Linked DNA regions of Homo sapiens: regions 1 and 2 are each linked to region 3. Evidence: chromatin loops called from intact Hi-C (ENCODE). Cell type or tissue: dorsolateral prefrontal cortex. All regions are shown on one strand. Links, peaks and the distances in the headings refer to the core of each region. The heading gives the core; the rest is flanking DNA. Region 1 has its middle 380 kb from the start of LRRTM4-AS1. Region 2 has its middle 520 kb from the start of LRRTM4-AS1. Region 3 has its middle 77 kb from the start of GCFC2.

The links. A loop is a pair of places that touch in the nucleus more often than their neighbours do. Peaks named below come from ENCODE experiments on the same cell type or tissue, not always from the same donor. Only the 100,000 strongest peaks of a DNase experiment are listed, where the experiment ranks them.
Region 1: a loop joins it to region 3, with 9 times the contacts of the local background. A loop is called at or near these places in 45 of 110 quality-filtered maps.
Region 2: it touches region 3 in a loop (4-fold over the local background); 4 of 110 quality-filtered maps call a loop at or near these places.

Annotation. Positions count from the first base shown.
Region 1 is chr2:76,595,816-76,606,707 of GRCh38, reverse strand. No RefSeq gene overlaps it. Among named protein-coding and RNA genes, the nearest start is that of LRRTM4-AS1, 380 kb to the left of the region's middle. RefSeq lists an enhancer at 3,716-4,344. In dorsolateral prefrontal cortex, for the core only: CTCF peaks have their summits at 6,547 and 6,746 (motif pointing right); a DNase peak (open chromatin) is centred at 6,817.
Region 2 is chr2:76,459,057-76,469,948 of GRCh38, reverse strand. No RefSeq gene overlaps it. Among named protein-coding and RNA genes, the nearest start is that of LRRTM4-AS1, 520 kb to the left of the region's middle. In dorsolateral prefrontal cortex, for the core only: no CTCF peak of the experiment used is centred there; no DNase peak of the experiment used is centred there.
Region 3 is chr2:75,782,807-75,793,698 of GRCh38, reverse strand. No RefSeq gene overlaps it. Among named protein-coding and RNA genes, the nearest start is that of GCFC2, 77 kb to the right of the region's middle. In dorsolateral prefrontal cortex, for the core only: CTCF peaks have their summits at 5,779 and 5,981 (motif pointing left); no DNase peak of the experiment used is centred there; H3K27ac peaks cover 1,105 bases.

The DNA.
Region 1 (10,892 bases), core at 1,814-9,813, 810 kb before region 3:
GAACTATATAAAATATTTGTTTACATATGTTTAATATGTAAGGGGAATATATATTTATAAATACATGACTATAAAGATCCTTTTAATCTAGTTATAGATTGTTTATCTTAAAGTATTATATTAGGCCCTTCTTGTATGGTTATGAAGAAATATCAGAGACTGAGTACTTTCTAAAGAAAAGAGGTTTAATTGGCTCACAGTTCTTCAGGCTATATAAACATGGCACTGACATCACTCTGCTACTGGGGAAGCCTCAGAAAGCTTTTACTCATGGCATAAGGTGAAGTGGGAGTAGGTACAGTACATATTTAAAGCAGGGGCCAGAGAGCGGGTGCAAGGAGTAGGTGCCACACTTTTAAATGAACAGATCTCCAGAGAACTCACTACATCTAAGACAGCACCAAGCCATGAGGGAACCGGCCCCATGTCCCAAACACTTCCCATCAGGCCCCACTTCCAACATTGAGGATTACAATTCAACATGAAGTTTGGGCAAATATCCAAACTATATCAAGTATATTTTGTCTGATATTATCATTATTCTTTCCATATTTCCTGTTAATTTCCTTATTTCCTATTAATTTCTATTAATTTCCATATTTCCTATTAATTTCCCATTTTTATTAATTTGCTTATATATGTAATGTGTCTTCATATTTACTTTTTAGAACATTTCTCTACATTATTCTTTCTGTGTGTGATTCTTGATTTTTTTTACAAATATTTCTTTTTATCTTTATGAATTTTTATTTTGCAATTTTTTTTCTATTGAGCTAGAATCTTTCTGAGGAAGATAGAAAATGCAGTAAATCTTCAATTTTTCTCAACAATACTGAATTCCAAATCACTGAAATGATCTGTGATTTCAGATCCCGTTTATTAATTGTTTCATACAGCTTGATATGTTTCTCATTCAAGAATTTCTTAGTATAATTTATTATTTAGGCCGGGCATGGTGGCTCACGCCTGTAATCCCAGCACTTTAGGAGGCCAAGGTGGGCAAATCACTTGAGGTTAGGAGTTCGTGACCAGCCTGAAAAACATGGCAAAATGCCATCTTTAATAAAAATACAAAAATTAGCCGGGCGTGGTGGTGCATGCCTGTAATCCCAGCTACTCAGGAGGCTGCGACAGGAGAATCGCTTGAGCCCAGGAGGTGAAGGTTGCAGTGAGCAAGATCGTGCCACTGCACTCAGCCTGGGTGACAGAGTGACACTCTGTCTCAGAAAAAAAAAATATATATATATATATTATTTAGTAAAAAGTTAACGTTAATTCTTTAAATGCAAACCTTAATTGTATTTTTTCATCAATATTAGCTTTTAATTGAATATGTCTTCCTTATTTTTGGTTTGTGTTTGATTCTTTTAATTTTCTTGATTGGTTGGACTATTTATTTAAGAATTTACTTTCCAGAAAAGGTAGTATGTTTTGTGGTTTATTTGTTTCAACTAATAGCCCATCATATCTTTCTATAAAATTTACATATTAACTATAATTTGACTGAGTGTTAATTTATGCTAAACTATGAAAATATTGAAAATGTTATCTTTCAATATTTAGTATTTGGGAAAGTAAGGCAGAATTAAATGTGTAATTTTTATATTTGTAAGCTATATATTTTTTAATCTGAGTGAATATAAATATTTTTATTTTGAAAATTTAAAAAATAAAATCACATTTTATTTGGTCAGTGTGTCTTTATTTAATATTATCTGGTACTTCAAATGCTCTTTTAAGTTGAAGACACCGATCTTTCCTAGAAAATGCCTTCTAAAATATTTATTTCAATATTTTATTCTTTCCTCTTTATATTTGCTGGTCTCCACTCTTATAAATTTCTATATTTTACAAATAGTATGTCTAATTATCTGTTGCTATGTTGTTTGGTTTAAAAAGTTTATATTATATTATCAATTGTAATTTTTCTAATATAATTTATCAAGTAAGAGATAAAGTTTTAAAAATCATTTTCAGCAAGAATGTTTTAATGAAATATTTTCCCTAAAATTATAAGTCAGTAGTTTATTCTTTGATTTAAGACTACCTATTTTTAATCCTGGTTTCTACCTTCTATGTGAGGAACTTAGATAAGTTACTCTGTCCTTCTAGTACAATGATGTCCTAACCTGATAAACTAGCATAATACTTGTATTTACTTTATTAAGCTATTACATAAATATAATATTTATGAAAGTCTCAGAAATGTGTAATAAATAGCAAACGAATGCCATTTGATTAATACTAGTAAGTTTTATTGCTTAAAAGCACGAATTACAACTTTTGGACTCATTTTCAGGTACTTCCATGTACTCTAACATTTTGCACAAGTTATGTAAACTCTTTTACTTCAGTTTATTCATCAGTAAAATCAAAACAACTGAAATATACCATTTGGTGGTACTTTAAGTAGAAGAAAGTAGTATACACTATATATAACCCATTTAACACATCCAGCATAGAATAATTACTTAAAAAAAAAAATCATTCTTCTTAGAACCCCTAACACATTGTCTGGAACATATTGGCAAATCAAACACTGGCTAAATTAATGAATGAACTTTCTATGTGATTGGATATTTATGTTATTTTCAATTTAACAATGATACAAAATTTCTGTGATTATCCCTCTAGATAGTCACACAAACACCAATATGAATAACTTATTGTTAATTCTAGATGTGAAATTAGTATACAAAATATTGCAATGCATATGTATCTTAATCATCTCCAAAATATTATACCAGTTTGCTTTCTAATTTGCATACCATGGCAGTTCTGAAATCATTGAAGATGATCACTTTTAAAAGTTTGCTGTTATACAATTTGAGAATAACGGTATCTTTTAACAATTCATTTTTTCTGTTAAGCTCAAGCTTTTTTTTCCAAAATGCCTGTTAGTCATCTATATTTCTTTTGTGATTCAATATTTCAGGCCTTGCCTCACTTTTATATTGAGATATTCCATTTTAAATTTTATTTAGAAAATTCTTTTTACAAAGCAAAAATATTAATTCACTGTCTTTCATAAAACTGTAAGCTATTTTTTTCCTATTCTATTAGTTTATTCTTTTGCCATTTCATGTAGTTTGGCTGTGTTCCCACCCAAATCTCAACTTGAATTCTATCTCCCAGAATTCCCATGTGTTGTGGGAGGGACCCAGGGGAAGGTAATTGAAACATGGGGGCCGGCCAGTCTTCCCTGTGCTATTCTCGTGATAGTAAATAAGTCTCACAAGATCTGAAGAGTTTATCAGGGGTTTCCGCTTTTGCTTCTTCCTCATTTTCTCTTGCTGCCACCATGTAAGAAGCACCATTTGACTCCCACCATGATTCTGAGGCCTCCCCAGCCATGTGGAACTTTAAGTCCAATAAAACCTCTTTTTCCTCCCAGTCTTGGGTATGTCTTTATCAGCAGTGTGAAAATGAACTAATACAGTAAATTGACATCAGTAGAGAGAGGAGTTGCTGAAAAGATACCTGAAAATGTGGGAGTGACTTTGGAACTGGATAGCAGGCAGAGATTGGAACAGTTTGGAAGTCTCAAAAGACAGGAAAATATGGGAAAGTTTGCAACCTCCTAGAGACTTGTTGAACGGCTTTGACAAAAATGCTGATAGTGATACCAACAATAAGGTCCAGGCTGAGGTGGTCTCAGATGGAGATGAGGAACTTAGGAACTGGGGCAAAGGTGACTCTTGTTATATTTTAGCAAAAAGACGGCTGGCATTTTGCTCCTGCCCTAGAGATTTATGAGACTTTGAACTTGAGAGAGATGATTTAGGGTATCTGGCAGAAGAAATTTCTAAGCAGCAAAGCATTCTAAAGGTGACTTGGTTGCTGTTAAAAGCATTCCGTTTTAAAAGGGAAACAGAACATAAAAGTTCAGAAAATTTGCAGCATGACAATGCAGTAGAAAAGAAGAACCAATTTTTTGAGAAGAAATTCAAGCAGACTGCAGAAATTTGCATAAGTAGCAAGGAGCCTAATGTTAATCCCCAAGACCGTGGGGAAAATGTCTCCAGGCCATTTCAGAGACCTTCACAGCAGTCCTTCCCATCACAGGCCTGGAAGCCCAGAAGGAAAAAGTGGTTTCATGGGCCGGCCCCAGGGTCCCAGGCTGTGTGCAGCTTAGGGACTTGGTTCTCTGTGTCCCAGCTGCTCCAGCCATGGCTGAAAGGGGACAACAAAGAGCCTGAGCTGTGGCTTCAGAGGGAGGAAGCCCCAAGCCTTGGGAGCTTCCACGTGGTGTTGAGCCCACAGGTGCATAGAAGTCAAGAATTGAGGCTTGGGAACCTCCGCCTAGATTTCAGAAGATATATAGAAACGCCTGGATGCTGGGGCAAAAGTTTGCTGCGGGGGCAGTGCCCTCATGGAGAACCTCTGCTAGGGCAGGGCTGGGGCACTGCCTAGTGGAACTGTGAGAAGAGGGCCACCATCCTCCCTCCTCCAGACCTCCGAATGCTAGATCCACCCACAGCTCGTACTGTGCACCTGGAAAAGCCGCAGACACTCAACGCCAGCCCATGAAAGCTGTCAGGAGTGAGACCGTACCCTGCAAAGCCACAGGGGTGGAGCTGCCTAAGACCATGGGAACCCACCTCTTGCATCAGCGTGACCTGGATGTGAGACCTGGATTCAAAGGAGATCACTTTGGAGATTTAAAATTTGACTGCCCCACTGGATTTTGGACTTGAATGGGCCCTGTAACCCCTTTGTTTTGGCCAGTTTCTCCCATTTGGAATGGCTGTATTTATCCAACGCCTATACCACCATAGTATCTAGGAAGTAACTAGCTTGCTATTGATTTTACAGGGTTATACAATTTCATTCAGCAATGTGTATTGAGTACCTACTATGTGCAAAGCCTTCACCTACATATTAGAATTACAATTGATGTGCAGGACATATATCAGAGTAGTGGAAAGCGAAATTTTCTGACTTATTCATGTGGTGGAGATTGGGTTTCTTCAGACTTGTAATTCCAGGTCTACCTTAATTTTTGTTAATGTCCTTATCAGTTTAGGAGTACCCGTGTCAGGTCACAAGCGCCAAACTTCAAAGCCCCAAAAATCAGATAATGAGTTACCTGTAATTCCCCACTGAGCAGTAAGCATTGCAAACAAAACCCCAAATCTCTACAATTTTTCACAGACTTTGTTATATGTATGTCTCCTGAAGTTAACTAGAACACTGCTGATGCCACAGTCCTGTAGGATAAACTATTGTCTGGATGATTGAATCTTGATACATTGGTAACAGAAAGACGCTTCTCAATTATGATGCAGAGTAATAGTATTAACCAATGGCATTATACTTAGTGGTGAAATAGTATAGGCGTTCTAATTACACTGAGAAACTAGACAAGATCAACTGGTATCACCTCTAAAGCATTTAATAGTGCTTTAGATATTTCAGCTGAAACAAAAGAAAAGAAAAAGAAATGTGAACTATTACAGCCACAACAATCTAATCACTATTTATAGATGAAGTGAGTTTATAGCTAGAAAACTAAAAAGAATCATATGGAAGCAAGTACTTTGTGCAGATAAAAAGTGAATATCAATATTTCCATATACAAATATCAATATTTCCCATAAAAAAATATAGCCCATTAAAATGGAGTCATATTATGTATACATTGTATAAATCTCTGATCAGAATACATTACAACATATCTTATTAAATATTTTACAAAAGTATAGATAGGAAGAATTACAAATGACTCAAATAAATGGACAAGTAATAAAAATAAAACAAAAATCGGGTGTTATAGGCATCTCATGCATCACTGTGGGTTTATATTGTTCTGAGATATAAATAGGCATCTCATGCATCACTGTGGGTTTATATTGTTCTGAGAAGTAATTTATCAACACATAACCAAACATTTAAAAATTCATATACTTATTGACTGGATAATACAGCTTTTCAGAACACATCGTACATGAAAAAAATAAGAATGTGTGCAGAGTCTTATCTAATACATAGAGCTTTATTCTTATACTAAAAATTGGAAGCAGCAGAAATGTCTAGGAGTAAGGGACTGATCGAATACATTATAGGCTTTTAATAAAATAAACTCTAATGCAACATTTGGTGTCAGGATGCAGTAAAATGTTTCTCGTTATGAAATATGAGACATATTTTAAATGGAGAAGTTCAATCACAAAACAGGTACTGTATGATTTCAGTTTAGTGGTGGTGCATGAGGCAGATTTGGATGTCTAATAAACATTCCAAATTTGATGTCACTGAGATAGCAGTGGAGTTGGTTTTCAATATCCATTCTCCATTCTTACTATAGTAATTGAAACCTTGAATTTTAGTTGGTCACTGGCTGCACAGCTAAAGACTGCAGCCTCCCAGGTAACTATTAGTTGTGTCTCTGTGACTAGGTTATGGACATGGGTACACATGTGGAAGCAACGTGTACAGATTCCAAGTCACCACTTTAAAGGAAAGGAGCATGCTGCTTCTTTTTCTCCATCTTGCTTCCTCGTATTTGGTTGTGTTCTTAAGACATCTTCAATGAGGGCAGAGCAAAAATAAATTCTGGTTCCCCAAGGCTTTGAAGCTTCCATTTAAGCCTCCAAATGGTCATGGTTAAACTTTTACAGTAGAAGGTATGCTAGTTATCAATTTATTGCCCCTTAGCTTCAAGTTGTCTTTTCTATGATGAAGAATTTGGACCCTGTAAATATTCCTTCTTTGACAGCCAGGACAATGTAAACTATCAGTAGATGGCGCTAGAGGGACACTTGAAGAGGACAACTTACTTTCTGGTTTTGATGTGTTGCTCTGGCCAGGCTCCTGCACTGCACTGTGTCTAGCAGCAACTAGCGGCCAAGAGCTTCCTAAGCACCTCAAATTGTGTACTTTTAGTAAGTCAGGTATGATCCTAAGATTCCTACCACTGAGAAGGGTTCCCTGATTTCAATGGAGTTGATGAAATCCAGGAGTAGCAGAGGCCAGGCTTAACCACAAAATACAAGAGGGGTATGTCTACTGGAAAGGGAAGCAGGCACATAGCAGTAATCAGAGTGCTTTGGCCTGGAGAGTTATTTGGCAGTTGCTAGTTGATCATGGTGTCTTTACTAATGAAGTAGTTGGACAGCCCTCTGGGGTATTTCTTGAACAATAGAACAGGAAAATAAAAACTCTAGATTTGGTGGCAAAAAAAAAAAAAAAAACTGACCTGAATAATCACAATATTGAATCCCAGCTTCTAATTCAGCTGTCTGATATGGTTTGGCTCTGTGTCCCGATGCAAATTTCATCTTGTAGTTCCCATAAGTCCCATGTTTTGCCTCCATTTTACGTATTTGTTTACTACTCAAACAGAGAAAAGCTTCATAAAAGCAGCAACTTTGTTTTATAAACCACTGAATTCCTAGCATCTACATTAAAGTTTCTACACATCAGCACTAGTGACATTTGGGGATGGATAATTTTTTGATGTGAGAGGATGTCTTGTTATTGTAGGATGTTCTGTACTATCCCCGGCCTCTACACACTAGGTATCAGTAGGCAAAAACTTATCCAGATATTTGCAAATGTCCTATGAAGGCAAAGGTGCCCTGGTTGAGAGCTGCTGATCTAGATTGAACAGAGGTAGCTCTTAATAATGAATGAATTAATTAATTAAAAATATGTACTTACATGCAGAAACAAGATTAGGATAATATATATGGATCTGTTAGTTGTGGGCCACTAATTGTGCATGTGTGCTTTTTGAATTTTGTAAATTTACCTCAGGATTGTTTTACAACTTTCACAGAAAAAATAAAGCCAATTAAATCTTGGAAAAATCAGCTTTGGGCTTCCGTTCTCAGTTCCTCCAGTCTATGTTTAACTCCTCTCTGCCATTAAGGATACTTGGGCTGAAAATTTTGTTTTTGAACTGAAGTAGACAATATGACCTTCTTCCTTTGCTTTCAAAAAGTTCTTCTCATCCCATATGATAGTTTTTCTCAGTTACTCTTATTCCCCAGGAGAAGGTTACAGAAAACTCTATCTGAAAAGTATATGACCACTGTTTCTACTGTTAATGGTTATTAAAAGCCAAAGGTAACTTGGCAAAAATAATTTAACAAGCCAACCTAGTCATTAATATTCACAGAACTAGAGTCCTTTGGCCTTCTTAATGTGAAATCTCAATCATGCAAAATGCAGAATACAGCAATGAGGTGATTAATCTGAACATTATCAGAAGCTAAAATAGATAATGGATAAAATTGAAAGTGGTATCAGTCATTCTTCACTTTCCTTTAGAAATATGAATTAGTCATGAAGGCCATAAAGTGAGTGCCTTGGTCAGAGGCAATGCTGTGTGGAATACCATGATGGTGAATAAGGCATTCCGTGAGTTCATGGATGGTAGTCTTGGCAGAAGCATTGCATGCAGGACAGGCAAACCCATATCCAGAGTAAGTGTCTATTCCAGTGAGGACAAACCTCTGCCCTTTCCTTGATGGAAGAGGTCCAATATAATCAACCTTCCACCAGGTAGCTGGCTGATCGCCCTGAGGAATGGTGCCATATCGAAGGCTCATTGTTGGTCTCTGCTGCTGGCAAATTGGGCACTCAGCAGTACCTGTAGCCAGGTCAGCCTTAGTGAGTGGAAGTCATGTTGCTAGGCCCAGATATAACCTGAATCCCTGCCATGATGGCCACTTTGTTCATAGGCTCATTGGGTGATGACAGGGGTGGCTGGGGAAAGAGGCTGAGTGGTGTCCACAGAATGGGTCATTCTATCCACTTGATTATTAAAATCCTCCTGCCACTGACACCACAAGCACTATTGCATCTGCTGGGTCATATGGCCCAAGTTGCAGAGCAGCTTGAACAGCAGCCTGGACCTGTTGCAGAGCCTTCTCCTGTTCTGGATCACATTCGAAACTGGCAGCCTTTTGGGTCACTAGATAAACGGGCCGGAGTAACACACCCAAATGAGGAATGTGTTGCCTCCAAAATCCAAACAGGGCCACTGGGTGCTGTGCCTCTTTCTTGGTTGTAGGAGGGAGCAAATGCAGCAACTTATCCTTCACCTTAGAAGGACTATCTCGACAAGCCCCACACCACTGGACCCCTAGACATTTTACTAAGGTAGAAGGTCCCTGAATTTTAGTCTGATTAATTTCCTATACTCTGGCACACAAATATCTCACCAATAAGTCCAGTGTGTCTGCTACTTCTTGCTCACTGGATCCAATCAGCATAATGTCATCAATGTAACCAACCAGTGTGATATCTGGTGGAAGCAAAAAGCGATCAAGTTCTCTCCAAATAAGATTATGACACAAAGCCAGAGAGTTGATATACCACTGAGGTAGGAAAGCAAAGATATATTGCTGGCCTTGCCAACTGAAGGCAAATTGCTTCTGTGGGCCTTATGGACAGCAATGGAGAAAAAGCCATTTGCCAAGTGAATGGCTAGATACCAGGTATCAGGAGATGTGTCAATTTGCTCATGCAATGAAACCACATCTGGTACAGCAGCTGCAATAGGAATCACTACATGGTTAAGCTTATGATAATCCACTGTCATTCCCCAAGATCCATCTGTCTTCTGCACAGGCTAAATGGGAGAGTTGAATGAGGATGTGGTGGGAATCACCACCCCTGCATCCTTCAAGTCGTTGATGGTGGCACTAATCTCGCAGTCCCTCCAGGGATTCTACATTGTTTTATTTTATTATATATGTATAAAATATATATTTTTTTAAATAGATTTACTATTTACTATGGCTTCCATTTAGCCTTTCCCACCATAATGATCCTTACCCTACCAGTCAGGGAGCCAGTGTGGGGGTCTTTCAGCTGCTCAGTATGTCCATGCTAATTATGCATTCTGGCACTGGGGAAATGACAGGATGAGTCTGGGGACCCACAGGACCCACTGTAAGTTGGACCTGAGCTAAAACTCCATTAATGACCTGACTTCCATAATCCTCTGCTTTAACTGGAGGACCACAATGACGTTTTGGGTCCCCTGGAATCAACATCAGCTCAGAGCCAGTGTCCAGTAGTCCGTGAAATGTCTGATCATTTCCCTTTCCTCAATGCGCAGTTACCCTGGTAAAAGGCCAGAGATGAAATTGCTAAATCATGATAGTTCTATTTTTAATTTTTTGAGGAATGTCCATGCTGTTTACCATAATGGCTGTACCAATTTATATTCCCACTAACAGTGTACTAGAGTTCCCTTTTATCCACATCCTCTCCAACACTTTTTTTTTTTTTTGCAATAGCCATTCTAACAGGTGTGAGGTGATATCTCATTGTGATTTTAATTTGCATTTTTCTAATTATTAGTTATATTGAACATTTTTTCCTATACCTGTTGGCCATTTATATGTCTTCTTGTGAGAAATATCTATTTAGATCACTTGCTGATTTCTAATTGTGTTTTTTCTTACTTTTGAGTTGTTTGAGTTTTTTATATATTTTGGATACTAACCCCTTATCAAATGTATGGTTTAGAAAGATTTTCTCCTATTCCATATTTTGCCTCTTCACTCTGTTGATGGTTTTCTTTGCTGTGCAGAAGGTTTTCTTGTTGCTGTAATTCCATTTGTCTATTTTTGCCTTTGTTGTTTGTGCTTTCAGATTCATATTCAAAAAATCATTGCCCAGACCAATGTCAAGGAGATTTTCTCCTATATTTTCTTCTAGTAGTTTTACAGTTTAGGCCTTATGTTTAAGCCTTTAATCATTTTGAGTTGCGTTTTGTATGTGGCATGAGATAAGGGTTTAAGTTCATTCTTCTGGATGTGGATATCCAGTTGTTTTAACACCATTTGTTGAAGAGATTGTTTTTTTCCCATTGTGCACTCCTGGCAACTTTGTCAAAAATTAGTTGAACATAAATGTGTGAATGTATTTCTGGT
Region 2 (10,892 bases), core at 1,885-9,884, 680 kb before region 3:
GCAATTATTTAACTTAAAATTTTGCCAAATATTTAGCCAAATGGCCTACAAACTACTTATGAAATAATTTTTACATACTGACTTGGACTGTCCACTATATTATATACATAACTTTAGAGTTGGGGGGAGTTGGCAGTTATGCTTTTCTGTTCCATTTCAATTGTACCTTAAGGGTGTGTGTGTGTGTGTGTGTGTATTTGTTTCTTCATTCTAGAATGAGGCAACATCTGGACATGCTCAGTTGTTGTTGTTGTTTTTAACATATCAGAAGTGAGGACCCTTGGTGTAGGCCACACTACCCTCATGTGGTGACTGGATACTCTTCTCAGATATAGAAAAGGAGAACATTCATACCACCTGCCCAATTTTAGGATCTAAAGGCTTCATTTAGGCATCTTTAATCCTAACTTCCTGATTTTCTCATATTTTGAAAACATGGATTTTTTGAAAACCGAAATGTCTAGGATATGTTGTTCTCACAGTTATCCTTGGATTCTTAAGAAAAAAGAACTCTAAGTTTCCTTCACAGGGTGCTGCCAGGAGGCTGTCGAGTGGTCACTGTTAGTTTTCAAGTTAATTTCCTCTGGGTCCGTGAGTCAGGGAAAAGAAGAAGGGAATGAAAAAGGAAATTGCTACATTCTTTTCTCAATCCCCTATTTCCTGAAATCTGTTTGGACTTTGATATGATTTGGAACACAGATTGTATTATTTATTACTTCCTAGCCCAAGTCTCCTTATTCATGTTACTTCCTCCCAGACACCATTATCAAATAATCACACTTAGTTTATTAGACTTTGCTTTAGTTTCAGTTTCCTTCACTTTTTATGATCTACTCCTGTAACTTCTTTTGATGTTTTAATGGGAATTCGAATGAAATCGCATCAAAGTCCGTTAACCTTTTTGTGATTTTTGAACCAGTATGCTATCCCTTCTTGATTCAGTTGCTGAGAATTGGTTAACATTAACTATACAATGAAATAGTGATTGATATGTTACATATATTTGATTCTATGTACTTTCAATGTTTAACAAATCTGTCTTTAGAAAGGAAAAAGAACTCTGCATTAATAAGTTTATGTAGAGTACACCAGAAAAAAAAACCACTATTATAGCTCCTTTGTTCAAGTCGAAGGTTTAGGAGTTGGACAAGTCTGGATCCAAATCCTATCTTGATCCCTTACTCTTGATCTCATTTTGAGAAAGTCTCTTAATCCTTGTTGGTTGTAGCTTCCTTACCTGTGAGGTTTTGTTTGTTTGTTTGTTGTTGTTGTTGTTTTCTTTTTTTGAGAGGGAGTCTCGCTCTGTCGCCCAGGCTGGAGTGCAGTGGTGTGACCTTGGCTCACTGCAAACTCTGCCTCCCGGGTTCATGCCATTCTCCTGCCTCAGCCTCCCGAGTAGCTGGGACTACAGGTGCCTGCCACCACGCTCAGCTAATTTTTTGTATTTTTAGTAGAAAAGGGGTTTCACCGTGTTAGCCAGGATGGTCTCGATCTCCTGACCTCGTGATCTGTCCGCCTCGGCCTCCCAAAGTGCTGGGATTACAGGCGTGAGCCACTGCACCCAGCCACCTGTGAGGTTTTAATGAGATCCGGCCCAAATACTGAGTACCCAAAAAGTGGGAGCTGTTGTTTTTATTATCACTATTATCTTGCCTTCAAATGTACCTTTATTTATAGCAAGGCTACTCAAAGTGTGTTTTCTGAACCAGCAGCAACAACATCAACTTGGAATTTGTTACAAATGGAAATTTGCCAGCCTCAGCTTGAACTACAAAATCAGAAACTATAGCAGTGGAACCAAGCAATCCATGATTTAATAAACCTTCTAAGTGTTTGTGATACATGCTCAAGTTAGAGATCCACTGATTTACATCATACCATTGCTAGTAGGCAATTTTCAATAAATCATTTTAGCAGACAAAAATAAAATACAACGAAATATTATCATGGCAGCCACACGTGACATTCTTAATTTTCTTATGGCTTAAATGGATATGTTAGTAACACTTACCAGGAAAAGCTAATGATTGACAAGCATTATTCTAAACATTAAAATGCTAATCATCAGCACTGGAATCATGGCGCCAGCAACGCATAACTGCTTTACATAAATAAATAAGGCCTGGCCTACTTGATTTTTTTTCTAACTGTACTTCAGATATAGGCCAACAATTTGGAATTTTTCCATGTCACTCTCCATTCAATCTTTTTTCTTTCAAAAGAGATACATTTATCAATACTTTTTTTTGACCACAAGTCAGAAAATATCTGCTGGACTACACCCACAAGTAGTTATCCACATACAGAGAGAGTTGAGATTACTCTGACCTATAACGCTTAGCTTAGGAAACTGCTTTCCCATAAATTTAATGTGTTAATTGTGTGGTTTCCATTTTCTCACATTATAGGTGTCAGCTCAAGCTGGCAACTGCAGTCTTTGAGGTCAGCAGACAGTATTGGTAGGCATACAGTTAGTGTCGCAGCTGTCTTAATGCACAGTTTTAACCCACTGGTTTGCAAACAAATGGCAAAATGTATGTGAAACTCTCTGTAGCTCCTCACAGTGTGAACTCTTACTCAGGTTTTCAAAACTGACTTCCTCCTCTACCCCACCCCTATTCCCACTGGATTTTTTAATTCATGTTTTCTAAAATTGCAAGAATTTTATTGTTAAACTTTTATAAAAATTTCTCTGACTTTAAAAAAATACTTTCAAGCTGTGCTGCCTTTTGAAATATCATCAGATACAGAGTTCCCTTTGGGGGACCATAAAGTTTAAAAAATTTTACTTTATTTTCCCTAGGGTAATAATACAGTGGTTTATCATTCACTCTAAATTCCTTAATTTTGTTCCCAAGGGGCAACCATTTTATATGTGCATTGTCAAATATCTCATGAAAACCTACTTATTTTAAAGCTGTTAGAATAGTTCTCAGTATTCCTAAGGGTTTCAGTTTTGAAGGAATTTTTTTTTTTTTTTAGTGACTGTTTCAAAATTTGTGTTTCTTTTTTGGATACAGAGATAGCAATTGTCAATGGAATGTGCTTGAGATTTTATTAGTGATTAGTTTTAAACCTCCAAGCTATCTCCATTTAGCTTTTAAAGAAAATCTGATATTTTGGGGGAAAAAACGATAAATGAAGAATATGTTTCAATAAGAAACATACTTTTATCTTTTTAAATTAAAATGAATTTTTAAATTGAAATGACTGTTTCACCGTGTGCTGGCTGCATATCCTTGAGCATGTCACCAAACTTCTGTGACTCTTGGATCCTAACTGCAAAGAATAGATGTAATACCTATTTTATATGGTTAATTAAAAATGATATTCAAATACGATAATATATGCAAAGCACTTAGTGCAATGCTTGGCACATATGATGATCTCAACAAATGTATTTTCGTTCCCTTTTCCCCAGCACAACGCTTATCAATCATGGAGACACATTAGAATCACCTAGTGAACTTTTGTAAATATGGATTCTCTTAGCCCTCCTGCCCAAACTTCTGATTAAATTCCTCTGAGCTAGATCCTAGGCGTCTGTAGTTCGTAAAGCTCCCCAGGTGATTCTAATAAGCGACCAAGGTTGAAAATCTGTATAAAAGCATTAGTCATCAAGCTTTCATGAGCTTCAGAAATACCTGTGGAGATTTTTCAAATTTTAAATACCTGGCCTTTAACCTTGGAAGACTCTCTGATTCAATAGAATGGGAGAGATTACATTAGGAGTTTCAGGAATATATTTTAGTGTCACTAACTGTTTTGGAATATCTAAAAGTTTAGAGCTACTCACATCACCTTACTTCTACCTCAGTTTCATAACGGCTTCTGAATGACTCACATTTTCTCATTTGATGACAATTCTGTGGAGTAGATATGGCAAAAATTGTCACTTTTGCTTGATGAACCAAAACAGTTGAATTTAGAAAAATGAAATAGCGTTACAGTTAGTTAACAGTAAGTGACAAAGATAAGACTCCCATTTGGGTTGTATAATAACAATAATAATTTACCAAGAGCATACTATTGCTAGGCAATGTGCTAAGAGGTTTGCATAATTTTTTAGCCCCTGCTGACTTAAACAGCTACTATTAATTTGCCCCCTCTTTATTTGTAAGATAACTAAAGTTTAACAGTGGAGAGTAACACGTTTGAGGCCACACAGCTGCTAAATGCCAAAACTCAGATTAACACCAATTCTCTCTGGTCTCAGAAACCTTGGACCAAGACACCCATGCTTCACTTTCTCCTTCTGAAGTGCCAGTGCCCTCTCTGTCCTGCCATGCTGCTCTGGAAGCCTCAATGTTATCATCAGACACCCTCTGTAGAGTGTTTCCCAGTACTCTAATTCACAAGAAATGCAATAGAAAAAAAAATATGGTTGTCATTACGTTTTCCTGAACTATCTGACCCTGACCTTAGGCTTTGGTACTTAAAGGCTCAAGTAAACTCTGTTCAGATCAATTAGGGCCTTTGGGTTGCTACTGACAAACACTCCAACTAAATTTTTGTTTCAGGAACTAGGCTTTTGGAAGTTTTTGGTTTATGTAAATTTGGAAAAAGACAAACTTAGGGCTGCTTGTAGGTTTTGCTTAATGTAGTAAGAAATGAAACAGTATCACTAGGACATGGTTTTGTCCAACTCTTAATCAGTTCCTACTCTCCTTCTTACTATATTGACTTCATTCTCAGAGAGATGAGCCACTTATTATTGTAAAATGGTTATGCTGAACATTAAAGAGAGCAAAGAAGAAAATCTGCTCCCCACAGAACCAACAATTATTTATAAACTCATTCTCATTACTCATGATGGTTCACATGCCCATCCTTGGAACAATCATTACTGCTAAGGCAACGTGACACTGTTCCAGAGTCACATGCCTTCTCAGAGGCTGGGTTTGGAGTCTGTTTCATGGGAATTGTAGGAATCAAAACTAGAAAAGAGATCTATTTTCGTAATCAAAATTGAGTGGTTGATGGAAGAAGGTGGGGTTTTCCTGCATGTCCTAAAATGCCATTCAGTTGTTTATGTTTATTGCAATATCTCATATTTATATAAATCTTTGTATTTCCCAAAATGTATTTTATATACATTAACTTATTTCTGCTATTCTTAAATTTATTACTAACAAAATTTATAACCCATATGTTTCTTGTCTTTTGAGGTTGTTCGTTGCTGATGTGTACCAATATTCAGAATGAACTCATCAAGGATTTAAAAGTTGGATGGACATGGGTCACTGACCATCAAGGGGATTATAGATTTGGTTGCCTGGCAGGGAAATTATGTTAAACTTTTCTTTGTACAATCAGTAAACTGGTTTTGCCATAATTACCTAAATGTATGTGTCACAACCAGAAGGCACACATGCTGGCCTGTAGTGATGATTAATTTGGCCTGGAGACTTCAACATTAGCAGCACAGCCGCAGTAAACTCCAGAGGTCAGTCTTGTAATTCAAATGTGGTGATAAGCCAAACTAAGCCTATACGGAAGACAAAAATTATACTGTAAAATTTCTGCCATTTTCTTCCTGATTAGAAAGGACTCACTCCTATAAGTGGCCCTTACAGTAAAGGTGATGAGAGTTTGAATGAGTGTCTGTGTCAAGAATACTTTTCATACCCAATGAAGAGCATTCAATTCACCTGAATCAAAGCCAACCCAATATGCCTTTTTATTCAAGACAGAAGAGTATTGTTTGATAGAACTATGACTAAAATTTGTGATATCTTGATTTTTAAAATATTCAGAAAACATTTTAAAACTAATATTAAAAATATTAATAATATTTATGAAGATAAAAGATCAAACATTTGGAAAATCTCAAAATTTATTTACTTTCACAATTATGGTTCTATATGTGGTGTTTGCATGTTTAAAACTTCAAATAATAAATATAATTACAGAAACCCCAGAAAAATGTGTTGAAAACAAAATTATGATCCTCTAGAAAACTGTTTACACACTGAGACACTATTTTATAGTTTTATGCTTTTTTCCAAGCTGAAGGGAAACAAGTTTATCTTTAACATAGTACTTTTATAAATATTCAGAGCATTTTCAGTCTCCTCTAATACAGTAATTATAAAAACAGTTGGTTCCTATTCATATTAAGCTTTCAATGATTTGTTTTGTCTTATGTATAAGCTTCTTTAGCTAGATAATGAGACTGAAAACTTTACCTTTTCAAGATTCCTCAAAGGTTATTCCTAGTCTACTTAGAATTTTCCCTCTACTCTGATCCTCTCTTTGCCTTTTTCAAAGCCTCTGTTTATACCTAGAAGAATATAAAATTAAAATTAGCCAGGAGTAAAATGGAGAAAGTAGCTAAAAATGATTTTATGACATTTCTATAGAATTATGAGATTCAAGGAAAAGTGATTCTATGCATTTTTACTAAATATTTCTTTTGTTTAAGGGAAAATGATGAGACTATTATTTCACTAATTTCTCTTTTATAGATGCTAACCCTATGCTACCTGACATGATGACAATTTCTGCCAAGCTGGACTTCTGTAGATGTGCTAGATCTGTTTATCGCATTTTGATGCATTTATTACAAACTTTCACTTTCAACAATATGGGTCACATTTTTCAAGATTCTGTTGTGCAGAAGAAAGATATAGTTATTTGCCTTTTCTCCAGTTTGTGGTTATGAAATAACTTCTGCCTGACTGAGGATTAATTATTCCATGAGATAAAAACATTGGTATGATTATAGAATTTTAAATGTTAAAGGACACTAAGTAACATTTATACCAATCACTTTCTTTCAAAATTGGATTAATTGTAATTCAAAGAGATGAACTATTGCTCAAATATGGAAAGCCATGTCATGGTTCAAAGGTAGCAAAAGCTAAGGGCAGTATTCTCTTCTACAGGACTGATTCATGATCTATCAGTTACTATATTACATTTGACGCATAAAACCCTTGAACAATGAAGGTAAGTAAGATACAGTATGTACTCCAGGGAGGTTGGTGTTTTAATCATGTGAGATAATGTATGTATGTATAAGTGTTTAAAACATGGTACGTGTTTACGGAAGTATTTTTAAATTAAGACAAAAGAAAAAAAGTTCAAATTGATAGGTTAAGGAAGAATTTCTAGGGAAGGTGGTGCTTGATCTGTATCTTGAAAGAGGAATAAATGATTTGAAGTTTAAATAAGTATCTACTCAAGGTAAAGGAAATATCTTATTCAAAGTTATGACTCTGTAGAGAACTAAGTAGCAATTTTCTGACTGGATTCCTAGTTATATAAGGAGCAGGAGAGCAACAGGAGATGAGGATGAAGATAATCAGACATGAGAGACTATGTATCATTCAAAATGGATTGGTGGGAGGATTCCTTTATCTTACACAATTGGGAGTACAAATGATCAGATGAGAAATTGTACTCCACATTTTTTCTTTTTACATTATATTCTCTGAACCTTTCATGATCAACTACATGAGGATGGCTATAGGTTTTTACATTGAACCAGGGCCTCTCTTTTGAATGCCATGATTGTTAGAAATTTTCAGATTGATTTAATAGCTAAAGACAGATTAAATATTAAAAATACTGTGTTTATTATTCTTAGCTCCCAACTTTCTTCTGATGAGAAATGTTACATGTCAATGACAATAGCAGTCACCCGGAAAGCCACTGTATTTTTTCACCTCTCTCGATCCAGAAGGCATTTGGGACACAATAAAAGAGACAGGATGTCTTCTTTATTCCCTCCTGATCTGCCTAGAAATGTGGGACTGGTCCTTTGCTCATATTTATCTTTATAAATAAAAACCCTGTTGGAGATGTTGTTGAAATAGCATGCATGTGATGTTCTGTGTAGTAAAATCAGTGGGGTATTTTCTTCGATGATATTGTTTTATCCAGTTTCTATAGGCAATGAGAACTCTTCATTGTAAAAGCAAGCAACAGAAAAGATTTGTGCATGTTCCTTATCCCAAGATCCCAAGGAATTATATTTGTTAAGTGAATTAGAGTCCTGTGTATCATTTACTTGGTCAAATTTGTGGACGCAGGGCCCCGTTACTACAGTAAATTGAACAGATGAATTATGAAAATTAAATCCAGTGTCCTCACAAATATTATTTGGAGAAAGCAGTATCTGAAAACTAACAATCTGGTTAATGAAAGCACAAAGAAATAAAACCTTAATCCGGGTTACAAATGTTCAACATATAATCAGAGTGGGAGAAGATAAAGGTAAGTTTAAATACAAGGGCGGAATATGTTAAGAAAATGCTTTTCTAGACAGGTGTGTTGGCTCACGTCTGTAATCTTGGCATTTTGAAAGGGCGAGGTGGGAGGATTCATTGAGCCCAAAAGTTCAAGACAAGCCTAGGCAACACAGTGCTACTATACAGCTATACAAAAAAATAGAAAATTAGCTGGGTGTAGTGGCACATAGCTGTAGTCCTAGCTACTCCAGAGGCTGAGGTGGGAGGATCACTTGAGCCCAGGAGTTCAAGGCTGCAGTGAGCTATGATGGAACCATTGTACTCCAGCCTGAGCAACACATCAAGACTCTATCTCTAAAAAAAGAAAAGAAAAAAAAAAGAAAACACTTTTCTGAATAGAACGAGGTTTACCTTCAGTTGAATATCAGCTCTGGTACTCACAAATATTTACTTTTTTTCTAATCTGTTAGGTAATAATAATTTTAAAATTACCTCATAGGTTTTATGAGGATTGAATGCATTTACACATTTAAAATATTCAACACATTTCATTACATGTGCCCAAGAAAGTTTAATTCACCCTTCCCTTCAATACTTTGTTGTGAGTTTCTGAAACAATACAGATTAAATATAATTGAGTTAAAGAAATTGAAAATATCTTCTAAGCTCTATTAAGAGACATAAAGAACAGTTTAAAAGAATTGCATAGGGACATTTCCCACCAGAGTGATAATGTAAAGATGACTCTAAAAAAATAGCTCTTTTAAATTATTATTTTTCCCGAATAATTTGTAAATGATAGTTTTGTGTTCATGTGTATGTGCATAGCTGTATTTTGAAAAGACAAAAGAATGTTTATTCTTCTTTATTCTATAATAAAAGCGGCCTATACTAATATTTATGCAAACATAATAAGCCTGTTGATCTTCTCATAATATGAATTTAAACATACTGAAATTCCAAATGTTATGAACACTAATTATTTTATAAATTGGTCACAGTTAAAAAAACATATCAAATATATTGATTTAGATTCATGTTTTAGAAAACAAAATATATAAAACAAATACATAATAAAAACTAATGCATTCCACTTGATGTAGAAATATACTAACCAAAGTCAGAGTGACAATGATTTATCAGATAGATAAATAGATAGGTAATTTGTACATATGCTATATAGGTGTATGTGCATATATAAATGTATAATGTAAATACATTAGCCAAATTATAGGACATCATTCCAATATTTTTATCTAAGAGAGACAGCATTTCCCATAATTTTGCTCTTATGTTTATTGACTTCCTGTTACTTTCCATGAATATATTTGAGGAAACAGGGATGGACATTGATACACTTGTACATGTAACATAGCTGTCCCTTTTGCAAAGCAGAAAAACCATCCCCTCAAGTGATGCTGTGCAACAGATTCTCCCTTTGAAGCCAATTCAGAATTTGTCTAGTAATCTTCTGGATGTGGGAGAGGACATTTAGGAATGAAATGTATCCCAGAGAGAAAATAAGAATAAAATTCACTATTTCAAGCAAACTGATTCCTTCATGCATTTGTGATATAGAAATATATTTTGTTGGCACTAATAAATATACATTAAGGACTATACTATTCTATTTCCAGTACACTGTTACATAAATGAATTTTGTACAATGTATGCGAATTGCTATAAATTCAGCTGAACCATTTAGTCACTTTATTTCAAAGTATCTATTCAATTGAACTAATGAAGTTGTAGAACATTGTCAAATAATAACAGGCTACAGAGATAGCTGTCAATATCATTCCACTCTGATTCGTTTCTTACTTGTTAGCATTCTTATTGATATGTAGGTGATTGGAAACAATGGCAGAGTAATTTTGCACAACATCTGAATTCAGGAAATAAGTGTAGAAAAGCAAATGATAATTTTGAGCAAAATCTCTCTGGAGTTAAAACATATGATAATTTAGTTTTCCAATTCATCATTTCTCTCTTTCTGTGCCCTCTTCCATGCTGAACAAAACCAGCTTCTATTCCTCTTTCCTATATTCTCTTAACAATCTACCACTCTCCCCTTCCCCTAACTTTGAAGCTTAGTGATATCATCAACCCTCTTTTTGCTTCATGTCCCATGAAAAACAGCACCCTTTTTTGTCAGTGCTTTTTCAATCTTCCACAAACATCCTTCCTCCCTACTCCTATTTGCCAGCATATTTCAAATGTAAATTCATATGTGGATACGTAGACTATTGTAATATTGCCAATCACTTCTCTACCACCACCTTCTCATCATTCCATAAGCATAGTCAAGCTGTTACAATCACTAGTCTCTGAAGATATTATTGTACCTTTGTTCTTGCCATATCTTCTTTTAAGAATATCCTTCCTAAAGCCTTACCTATGAAAAGCCTCCATATAAGACCCTTTCCTCAAGCAATCTTTTAGAATTTCTTTAACAGTTTTATTGCAGTCCAGCATTTAGCTTAGCTTTTTTGTATTCCACTAATTATATACGTTGTGTTTTGTCATTCTGAGGGCAATGTATAAAATGTACATATATATACATATGTATACATGCACAAACACATACATCTCCATACACATACACACACACAAACACATACACAAACAAAACATATGTATACATGCACATACATACACATCTCCATACACATGCACACACACAAACACACACACACA
Region 3 (10,892 bases), core at 1,140-9,139:
TATGTCAAAGCCTCATCACTTTCTGAAACCTTTTATTTCCTCTTCATCTCCATCATCAGCACTAAAATTTGCCTCCTGTTTTTTGACCACATGGAGTGACCCTGGCACATTTTGGAAAATACACAACTGAACCCCAAGTCCGGAGATGCTGATTCACTGAATGTTGGGGGTGACCCAGGAATATTTTCCTTGTGCTCTCAGATAATTCTAATAGACAGCCACATTTTAAAGATAATAGTATTTATGCAATATGCACAACTCAGTAGAACCAAATGGAGATGTCACGAGTGCTGATGATCTAGATAGAGACTTATTCCTACATAAGTATCATTGTGCATGATTTAAACTCAAGGAAAATTATAAATGACCATCTATTCTGAATCCTCATGAGCTTAGCATCTACTTTGCTTATTTGTATTTTGGTGCCACTGTTTTCCCCACTCCCTCCAGCTGCATGTGAGGAAAATGTTTCATCTGCAAAGTAGGTTTCTCCGCTACCAGAGCCCTCTCCAGCATGGGTGGAGATGCCTTGAATCTGCATTCTAGCAGGAAACTCCCAATCATTATAGATTTCTTGGAGTAGCAGCCTTCCCCTAACCTATCCTTTCATTGCCTGGCCCTTATTATGGCAGATGGTATTTTACAAAGAGGGCTTCAGCAACATCTCCCATCCCACATGTTCTTCTGCCCCTCCTCCATTAAGAGATGAAGTCTATTTCAGGGCTGGGAGCGGTGGCTCACGCCTGTAATCCTAGCACTTTGGGAGGCCCAGGCAGGCCGATCACGAGGTCAGGAGATCGAGACCATCCTGGCTAACAAGGTGAAACCCTGTCTCTACTGAAAATACAAAAAATTAGCTGGGTGTGGAGGCAGGCACCTGTAATCCCAGCTACTCGGGAGGCTGAGGCAGGAAAATGACGTGAACCCAGGAGGTGGAGCTTGCAGTGAGCCGAGATCACGCCACAGCACTCCAGCCTGGGCGACAGAGCAAGATTCCATCTCAAAAAAAAAAAAAAAAAAAAAAAAAAAAAGAGATGAAGTGTCTATTTCACAACCTCCTTGAATCTGGGTGGACTTGGAACTGCTTAGAGCAATAGAATGCAGTGGAGGTTACCCAGAGGGACTTCTGAGGCGCGATCATAAGAGGCCTAGGAGCATCTGTTCTGGCCTCTTGGGATGCTCCCTCTGGGAACCCAGCTGTCATAGTGAGAGAAGCCCAACGCACACGGAGAAGCCATGGGCAGTGTTTCAGTCAATAGCCTCACTAAGCACTGAGCTAAGTCCTCAGCCAACAGCCAACATCAACCACCAGCCACGTGAGTGAGCCATCACAGATGTCCAGCACAGACAAGCCTTCAGGACACTGCAGCCTCAGGCAACACCTGATGGCACCCACATGAGAGGCCCTAAGTGAGAACCATCCAGCTGAACCTAGTCAAGCAACAGAAAGTACTGTAATAAATGATAAAAATTGTTTAAGCCACTAAGTTTTGGAGTGGTTTGTTGCACAGAAATAAGTCACTGCGAAAGTGCCTATGACTAGACTTTTACCCCAGGTATTCATTTACACCCTTTAGTTCCCTGCTGGATTTACAGGAGGTCTCTGAACCTGCTTATTTAAGGGCCAATTTGGTGATTCCTGACTAGTCCCATCTGCGTCCCTGTCCCATAGTCCTCCTTCTTCCACAGCTGACGCACTGGTCACCCACCATAGTTCAACTTACCCCATATTCTGGAACCAAGTTATCTTTCTGGACCTATAAAATCCAAACTCCTTGTCTTGATAGCTCTCTAGCAACAAATCTATCAGTGGTTCTCAACCTTGACTGCACATTGGAATTACTTGGGAAGTATTTTTTAAAAAATACTTGTTTACGGCCCAGTGCGGTGGCTCACGCCTGTAATCCCAGCACTTTGGGAGGCTGAGGCAGATGGATTACGAGGTCAGGAGTTTGAGACCAGCCTGGCCAATATGGTGAAATCCTGTCTCTACCAAAAATACAAAAATTAGCTGGGTGTGGTGGCACGCAGCTGTAGTCCCAGCTGCTTGTGAGGCTGAGGCAGGAGAATCACTTGAACCCAGGAGGTGGAAGTTGCAGTGAGCCGAGATCCTGCTACTGCACTCCAGCCTGGGCAAAAGAGCAAGACTACATCTCAAATTAAAACAAACAAACAAACAAACAAACAAACAAAAAACCATAGTTACTGGTTCCCACATGGTTACGGGTTCCCACCCCCAGAGATTCTCATCTAATTGGTCTGGAAAATGGCTTCTCTGTGCTGCCACTACTGCCATTTTGGTCCAGATAATTTTTTGTTGTGAGGGGCTGTCCACTGTATTGCAAGATGCTTGGCCATATCCTGGCCTGTACCCACTAGAAGTCAGTAGCACCCTTACACTTGTGACAGTCAAAATTGTCCACAGATGTCACCTAATGTCCCCTAGGGAGCAAAATCATCCCCAGTTGAAAACCGCTAGTCTAGATTTTAGCCTGGGCATCAGGATATCTCAAAATTCCCCAAGTAATTCTAAAGTTCAGGCAAGGTTAAGAACTGCTGACCTAAAACAGCATTGCTTTTCAAATTTAAGCATGTATATGAATTACCTGGGGACCTTGTTAAGATGCAAATTCTGGTTCAGTAGGTTTGGGGCAGGCCCAAGATTCTGCACCTTTAACAAGCCTCCATGTGCTGCTGTCATTGTTCTCAGTCCACTTTGAGTAGCAAGGAAGTCAGACACTGCAATTTGCCTGTGGGGTGAATTTGCATTTAGCACCCTCACCTGGGCACCCCAAGGCCTTACCCTAATTGCCCCCAGGGAAAATTGGTTATTGGTGATTGTCAAAACAGACTATGTTCTCCACAGTTGGCAAAGATGTCTGAAAACATGGTAGCAGCAAAATTACTTCAAGTAAATTATTCACTTCTTAGGGATCAGTGTGCTGCAAACTACATATTGCATTTCACCAGTGTAGAAGCTGCCAGCAGATTAGGGGGAAACTTCTCTACAGTTTGCTGCTTGCTGTTGCCAAGGTAGGAAGCCAAACAATGCCTTGAGCTGCCAGCCTTTTTCAATAATACACTTCACATTGCCAGTCGCGAGAAAGGCTGTGTGGGACCCAGAGACTTTCCTGCTGCTCCAGCCCCTCTCCAGCATTTTAAGTCCACAGCTTTAACATATGTCATAGGGGTTAAACAAATGAGTCAAGAGAGCAGATTTTAATTTGAAGAGGGATTTCAGGAAGTCAATTCTTGCTCCTACAGGACAGAGGTCAAGCTACAATCGAGTCAAGACAGACTAGCCTTCTGAAATTTACACAGAACTGTGGAAAGGTCACATCTCCCTCCACTCGTGACTCAGGAACACAGAGGGTTTGTATGACTGTTCAGCTTTGGCTTTTGTCCAAGAGAAATGCTCTCTTTTCACTCCAGAGGTATTTATTTGCGCTAGAATCACTTCAGAAGTATGTCCTCTCTCACCTGTAAATTTAGCCAGGAACTTGAAGATGCTAGTGGCTCAGAAGTCTTCCAGGCATATTATTTAAATCCTACTGATTCCAAAGAAGAAAAAGGTGTCTGGTTGTTTGGGGATCTACAATGGACTACAAAATGTATCTATAGACTATCTGGTTGGCTCAAAATGTGAAACACAGTATTTCTCTACTTAAGTCTTGTCACCTTAAAAAAGAAAGCAAACAAAAAACACCAGGAGGGGTGAGTAAATCTTGGCTGTCCAGAGAAACAATTCTAATTTATTTCAGAGAGTGCTTTGAGTATAGAAACTGTAAGAGAGATTTCTGCTCTTCTACCTCATTTCTGTAAGAAACAATTCTAAACAAACTTTAAATACAATGTTACTACTTAATTCTAAATAGATGTTCTGCCCTGAAACCCACCTCTACTTCCTTACTACGGAGAAAGGGATTGACAATGACAGAGAAAGCTCAAGTTCCCGTTTACCCCTTTTTCTGAAAACTTCATATGCAATCAGACTTAAATGGCTCTGATGGCCTCTCCTCTGGACTATACCCTGGATCCTCTCACTAGTTCTCAACTGGGGGTGATAAAGTCTCCAGGGACATTTCCAATGTCTGCAGACGTTATTGGTTGTCACAACTCAGGGATTACTGCTGGTGTCTTTAGAAGCCAGAGATGCTGCTAGATGTCCTACGAGAAACACAAAACAATTCCCCACAACAAAGAATTATCTGGTCCAAAATTTCAATCATGTTTACTGTCAGAAACCTTGTCTTAGATTTTTAGAAGTTAAAAAAACATCCTCAACCAAAGCCTATTGAAGACTGCAGGCCTCATCTTGCCACCTACAATTCTAACCTGACATAGAAGACAGAAAGAGAGGAAGAGAAAGAAGAAGGACCCCTACAAGTAATTTCTTTACTCCTCTCCAAGGACAGAGATCACATTCTTGTTCCTTTCTGTTATGCCAGAGGGTAACAGTGACTGAGTCATAGTGGTTACTTAACAAATATTTGTTGAAGGAATGGATAAATCCCACCCCTCAGTTAAATGATGTCCTCATATGAGAAAGAAAAGGAAACATATCTTAGCTGTAAGATGAGCTCTCCTGTGGCCAGCAGCCTGGGGCTTGCTCAGACAGTATAGTACAGCCTGGTGCCTCTCAACTTTAATGTACATATGAATCACCTGGCAGTCTTATTAAAAATGTAGATTCTGAATCGCAAGGTCCAGGGTGAGGCCTGAGAGGCTGCATTTCCTACAGATGTCCAAATGAAGCTGATACAGTCCAGGTCACACTGCAGGGCAGCAAGAATAGACGATGTCTAGAGTTGAAGCCAGGACATTTACCAGCTTTCTCAGCCTCCATGTCCTGTTCTAGAAAACAGGGAGGATGATAAAATCTCTGCTATGCCCACATCCAAAAAATTGACAATTATGTCCTGATAGGATCTAAAAGCTTTACAAGGGATTTCAGAAATCATGTAAGCTAAACTCTCCCATTTTTAAGTGAGGAAACAGAGGCCCAGAGACATCTTAGCATGTCCAAAGTCACTCTTGTGATTGGCTATAGAGCCTGAACCAGATCCCTCACACTGATCCAGCCATCGTTCCTCCCTGTGTGTCCAAGGTCACTCTGGTGATTAGCTATAGAGCCTGAACCAGATCCCTCACACTGATCCAGCCATCTTTCCTCCCTGTGTGTCCAAGGTCACTCTGGTGATTGGCTATAGAGCCTGAACCAGATCCCTCACACTGATCCACCCATCGTTCCTCCCTGTGTGTTCTGACTGCACACGCTGCCTGGTGCCTAGTACTGCAGGTCTGGCTGTTGTTTACTTGCCTGTGCTTTTTCCCTGATGGCGTTGCATAATGCCTTGGCTAAAAATGAACACCTACCACTCCTCCAAGTGTACCTGCCACTTCATCCATATCCGATTGCCACATCCAGTGAGACTGGCCACCTGCTGCCATGTTCCTGAAATCAGTTCTTACATTCTGCTGCTCAGTTTTGTGCATCACAATGTCCTTATACTGGATTTTTCTCCCCTGATGTATAAGAGGTGCACAAATCAAATTAACCACAGGTGAAAAAGAGCAGTTAGCCCAGTGCCAAACAACAGAGCAGACACCGAGCTGGGATTAAAGCCCCACATTTTGATTCCTGGTGCATACTCCAAACCTCTTCAGAGAGAACACAGCCCTTCACTGTTTACCAAACTCTCATTAGTCCAACAGCCTGTTGTCTTAATGCTAAAAACCTGCTAATCAATAGCAATTTAGGTGAAGGGAAATTATGTTTAAAGAGAAACATTCTAACACTTATAGGTTCATTTTCAGAATCTTACCCTCCAATTGTCTCAGAATAATCTTGGGCCTGCTTTTCTTCCTTTCCTGCAAGTAGATAACACTGTTCTGAGAACTCAAGTTGTATTTCTGTCCTGTGTCTTTCCTCGCCCCTCATTTGAAGCATTCCTCCGAGTCTCGTGTATTTTAAGTGCCATCTAGTGGTAGATCTTCAGATGTTAATAATATAATGAAATTTAACTTAAGGATATTTGGGGAAATAGATGGTCTGCAGATGATGGAATAATCTCTCTACCTGAGAAATCACTATATCTGCTATATGTGGTTACCAATATTCAGAGTATTTAAGTACTTTTTTCAAATAATCCTGCGTATTAATTTAAGCATTCTTTTGAAAATCTTGTAACTTCTCAATCAAAAAGCATTTTCAAGATCTTTACAATTAGAGATTTTCAATTACATATTAGAAATAAATTAAAGCATTCTGCATAATTTTTTAATTTGAAAGACAGGTTTTTAAAACTTAAAGCTGCTTAACTCCTCTGCGTATCTTCCATCAGCGTTTTCTATTTGCTTTGATAACTCTACCCACTTCTTCCCTTACAGAGAAGAAGAACAACTCAGGATTTCCCTCTACAGAGGGACAAAGAGTCTTTCCTTGCATCCTCTTCCTTGGAGAGGAGGGATATTGGAAAGACTGATCCTCCCTTCCCTTCCTCCACCCACTTAGGCCCTTCAGCATCTACTCCTTTTTAGGGATTGAATCTGTCTGAATAGTCATATGATTTTGGTTCCTCTGTCCATTATCTGTGCAATGACAGACAAGCCAGGATGAGAAAAAATTAAGAAATGTTTCTACAGACTTCTCACCAAATCCTAACAGGTTTGGAGTTATTATTTGAATTTCCAGCTCCAGGCCTGATGCTGCTTCTTCAAGATCAAAGGGATTATGGCAGAAACACACTTAGAAAAGTAGACTCCAAGTACTTAGAGAAAATATGTACAAATGAAATACAGCCAGGAAAATATTAAAACAGATGTTCTTCTACAGCACAAATGGCAAGTCCAAAAGAAATTTTCATTATAAATGATTAAATATACTCGAACAGCAGCTACTATTAAATGCTAGCTTACAATTCATTTTGTTTTTTATAGCATTCATTTTTCTTAATATAAATTTTTATAAATATAAATGAAAAATATAGACAAAAGTAAAAAGTAGAATATAAGTTATCCTCATACATCCTGTAGACACAAGCCCTATTAAAATCCTTTGGGTATTTTTCTGGTACATGTCTAGGTATGAAGATTGGGATCATATATATGTAAGGTTTTGTCGTGATTTTTTTTCACCTAATAATATATTTTGAGCATCTTCCCAGGTCATTAAATTTACAGTGAATATAGTTGATGACATGGGAAGATGCACCAAGTTTAATTTAACCAACACTTATTCATAGACATCAGATTGTTTCTAAATTCTTACTCATATCTAAATAATTCTGAGATGAACTTCCTTGTATACAAATAAGGCAAATGTAAATATTTATTACAAATTGATTTCTAGAACTTGAACTACTGGGTCAAAGGATGTGAATGTGTTGAAGTTTTGTGATACACAACAACAAAGTGGTGACTAGAATTGTAGCCATTAATTAACACTCTTAAAAGTACCTCATAAAGGTACAACCGTGACATTTTCTTTAAAGAGGGAGGCTGCTGCCTACCCACCCTCTCCTCTTTAGGATGTCTCCTTGAACATACGATAGGCCTGATTTAAAGGCTCAGCCTTTTATTAATAATTTTACAGTGCAAATATGTGGGCTTTTTAACATGTAAAACTGGCTCCATAATTGGTTCAGGGGTCTCCCACAAGGGATACATAAGGCAATCACAAGTGCATCCTCTGGTCTCTCAAGAGAAGTGTTAGTTGTTCTATCTTCCACCTTCCTACATAAGTTCGTATCAAATTCTGTCCAGACTTTGTAATCACTTTCGTGCTACCCTACATGCATGTAATTCTGATAAATACCCAATATTAAAATTATGTTCTCTCTCCCTTTCATATGGGTACAAAAGGGCCTTTTGTTCCTGAGACTGTTTTACTTCTGTAACAACCTGGTGGAAATAACTATGTCCCACAAATTGGTGTTTCCATGGACATGGCTGTCTGGTAACAATAATGGGAAAACAATGTAATTCTAGAACATTCTAGCTGAATTCACTCAATAGAGGGAAATACACTTTTTTTTTCTTTTTTTTTTTTTTGACAGAGTCTCGTTCTGTCGCCCAGGCTGGAGAGTGCAGTGGCGCAATCTCAGCTCACTGCAACCTCCGCCTCCCAGGTTCAAGTGATTCTCCTGACTCAGCCTCCTGAGTAGCTGGGACTACTATTATTGACAAATTTTCTAAACTCCCATCAGGTTTCTCAGGTCTTACATTGTTATTTTCTGGATAACAATTAGAATTTTTATTGTTTTTAATAAGAAAATAAAATATTTTAAAACATGTACCAAAAATAATTCCCAAATTGACAAGTTCCACTTTAAATCTAAGAAAAAGAAAAACTCTCATATCTGAAGTTTGCTTTTTCATTCCTGTTGAAGTTCCCTTCAATAACTAGGGGAGGCTCAATAACTTTGCCCAATTATTAAACCAGAATAGTAATCAGGAGCCATGGCTGAAACTCCCAATTCTTTACCCCAAAACTGTCAGAGGGGATTTTCAACTCTGAACTCAAACAAAACAACAGGATTGGTGAAGGATGACTAAATCCACCTCAAATATGAAACTGCCCATATTTGACCATTTTTGGTTTAGAAAAAAAGTGGTATTCATATGGTACAAGCTAATAGAACCATTTATCATTATCAAATCATAGGGACATAGACAACTAGAAGCAAATATCCAGAGATACCACTACTCACTGGTACTGGACACATCCCAGGCAGACCAAGAGGCAGCCACATGACCGTTTATCCTCCACCTGCCATCCTCATTTCCTGTAGCTATTACCAAACGACTAGGACAGGACCCAAAAAAATCATCAGCGGTGAGAGTAGTCAATCTAGAGAGGAGAGTGTCAGGTTTTTCTTCTTATCCCATAGAATGGAATGAGGAGGATTCCCACCTGCCCCAAACTACCAAGGAAGGCACCGAGATACTCACAGAGATGTAGAGCCAACAGGAAGGGCAGACAGACATGTCATTATAAAATAGCTTTTGGATGGTAACAGCCCTTTCCCAAAGCAGACCTCCTTCTTGCCTGGAGACTAGACTGCCTTTGTAGGACTAATATTAGCCACAAAATTAGAAATGATGGTTTAGCAGTCATGCAGCTGGAGGCTGCAAGATTCTGACCCTCCCTAAACTGCTCCTAAGATCAGTGCTTGAGATACTTTGCATCCCCTGCACTTGATGGATCAGCTGGCACCACCCAGATCAATAAACTGGCTCATCTGATCTTGTGGCCCCCACCCAGGAACTGACTCAGCGCAAGAAGACAGCCTCAATTCCCTATGATTTCATCTCTGCCCAATCAGCACTCGTGGCTCACTGGCTTCCCTTCATCGACCAAATTATCCTTAAAAACTCTGCTTCCTGAATGCTCGAGAGACTGTTGTGAATAATAATAAAACTCCGGTCTCCCACAAAAAAATAAAATAAAATAAAGTAGCTTTTGATTCAGACTTGCTCATAAGCCCTCCTGTGCCTATTTGAGCTAGAGGAGATGGGAGTTGGTGAGATGTGGCAGGACAAAATGGGAATGACAAGAGGAAGGCTTATAGTCCCACCTTTTGTCATAGCAAAGCTGTGTCAGTCCCATTGGATCAGGTGGGTATATATTCAAGGTAGCTGTGCCTGAACTGCCTTAGTATTAGACAAGTAGAATCAAGAAACAAGAGACTACAGGGTGACGGCTGAGAGGCAGGGACAGGGAAATGGGGTAGAAGAGGAGAAGCCAGAGGTCTGTAGTGGCAACTATGCAGTTTGGAGGCCTTCCTGCAAGGGCCTTGAAAGAACCATGCTTAAGTCCCTAGAGAGAAGAACACCTACATATTTACACAGAGAAGGGACTAACTGCCCATTGCTGGCTGGGGAAGCTGCAGTGTATAAGAAAGGATTACAATGGTGAATTAGTAAGTATAAAGTTCTCTGCCCCTTTCTCTGTTACCTCTGCATTGCCCCAACCTATAGTAGCTGGTAGAAGTGAAGGAGCTTCCCCCATTACAAATCCACCCAGCCATAGATAAGGCATGTGACAGGAATCAGGGAGAAGACGAGATTAGAGTTGATTAGAGATTGAGTTTTAATATCTACTCATGCCCAAGAGCTAGTTAAGAAGAAAGAAAGGGAGATGCAACCGAGCATGATTAAAAGCAATGGATGGAAAAAATTTTTTCATTATTGTACATTGACAAGTTCAGACTGTTCAATAGGCCAGTTACACTGGTATCTAGACTGATGAACTAATTGAAATTTCTGGGTCATCTCTGTGGCTTCATTTGCTAAAAGTTCTGCTCTTACAGTGTAATTGAATTCAAAGACAAGAAATCACCAGTGTCAATTGTAAAGAAGAAAGATGAACTTTTATTTGGAAAGAAACTGCATCAAATTAAATTAAATACAGTTTGTTGTTTTGTTTCAACTCACTTCTGTCACATATAATATCTAAGGAGTAGACACAACCCAGTCCAAATAGTATTATCAACAGCACCAAAAAAAAAAAATGCATTTGGTTTATTTCATTGATGGGGTGTGGAGAGAAGAATAAAGCCAGTGGTTCTTGTGTTCAAAAAATATATAGTTAGTTAAGGCCGGGCGCGGTGGCTCATGCCTGTAATCCCAGCACTTTGGGAGGCCAAGGCGGATGGATCACGAGGTCAGGAGATCAAGACCATCCTGGCTAACACAGTGAAACCCCGTCTCTCCTAAAAATACAAAAAATTAGCCGGGCGTGGTGGCAGGCGCCTGTAGTCCCAGCTACTTGGGAGGCTGAGGCAGGAGAATGGCGTGAACCCGGGAGGCGGAGCTTTCAGTGAGCCAAGATAGCGCCACTATAGCTTGGCCTGGGTGAAAGAGCAAGACTTCATCTCAAAAAAAAAATA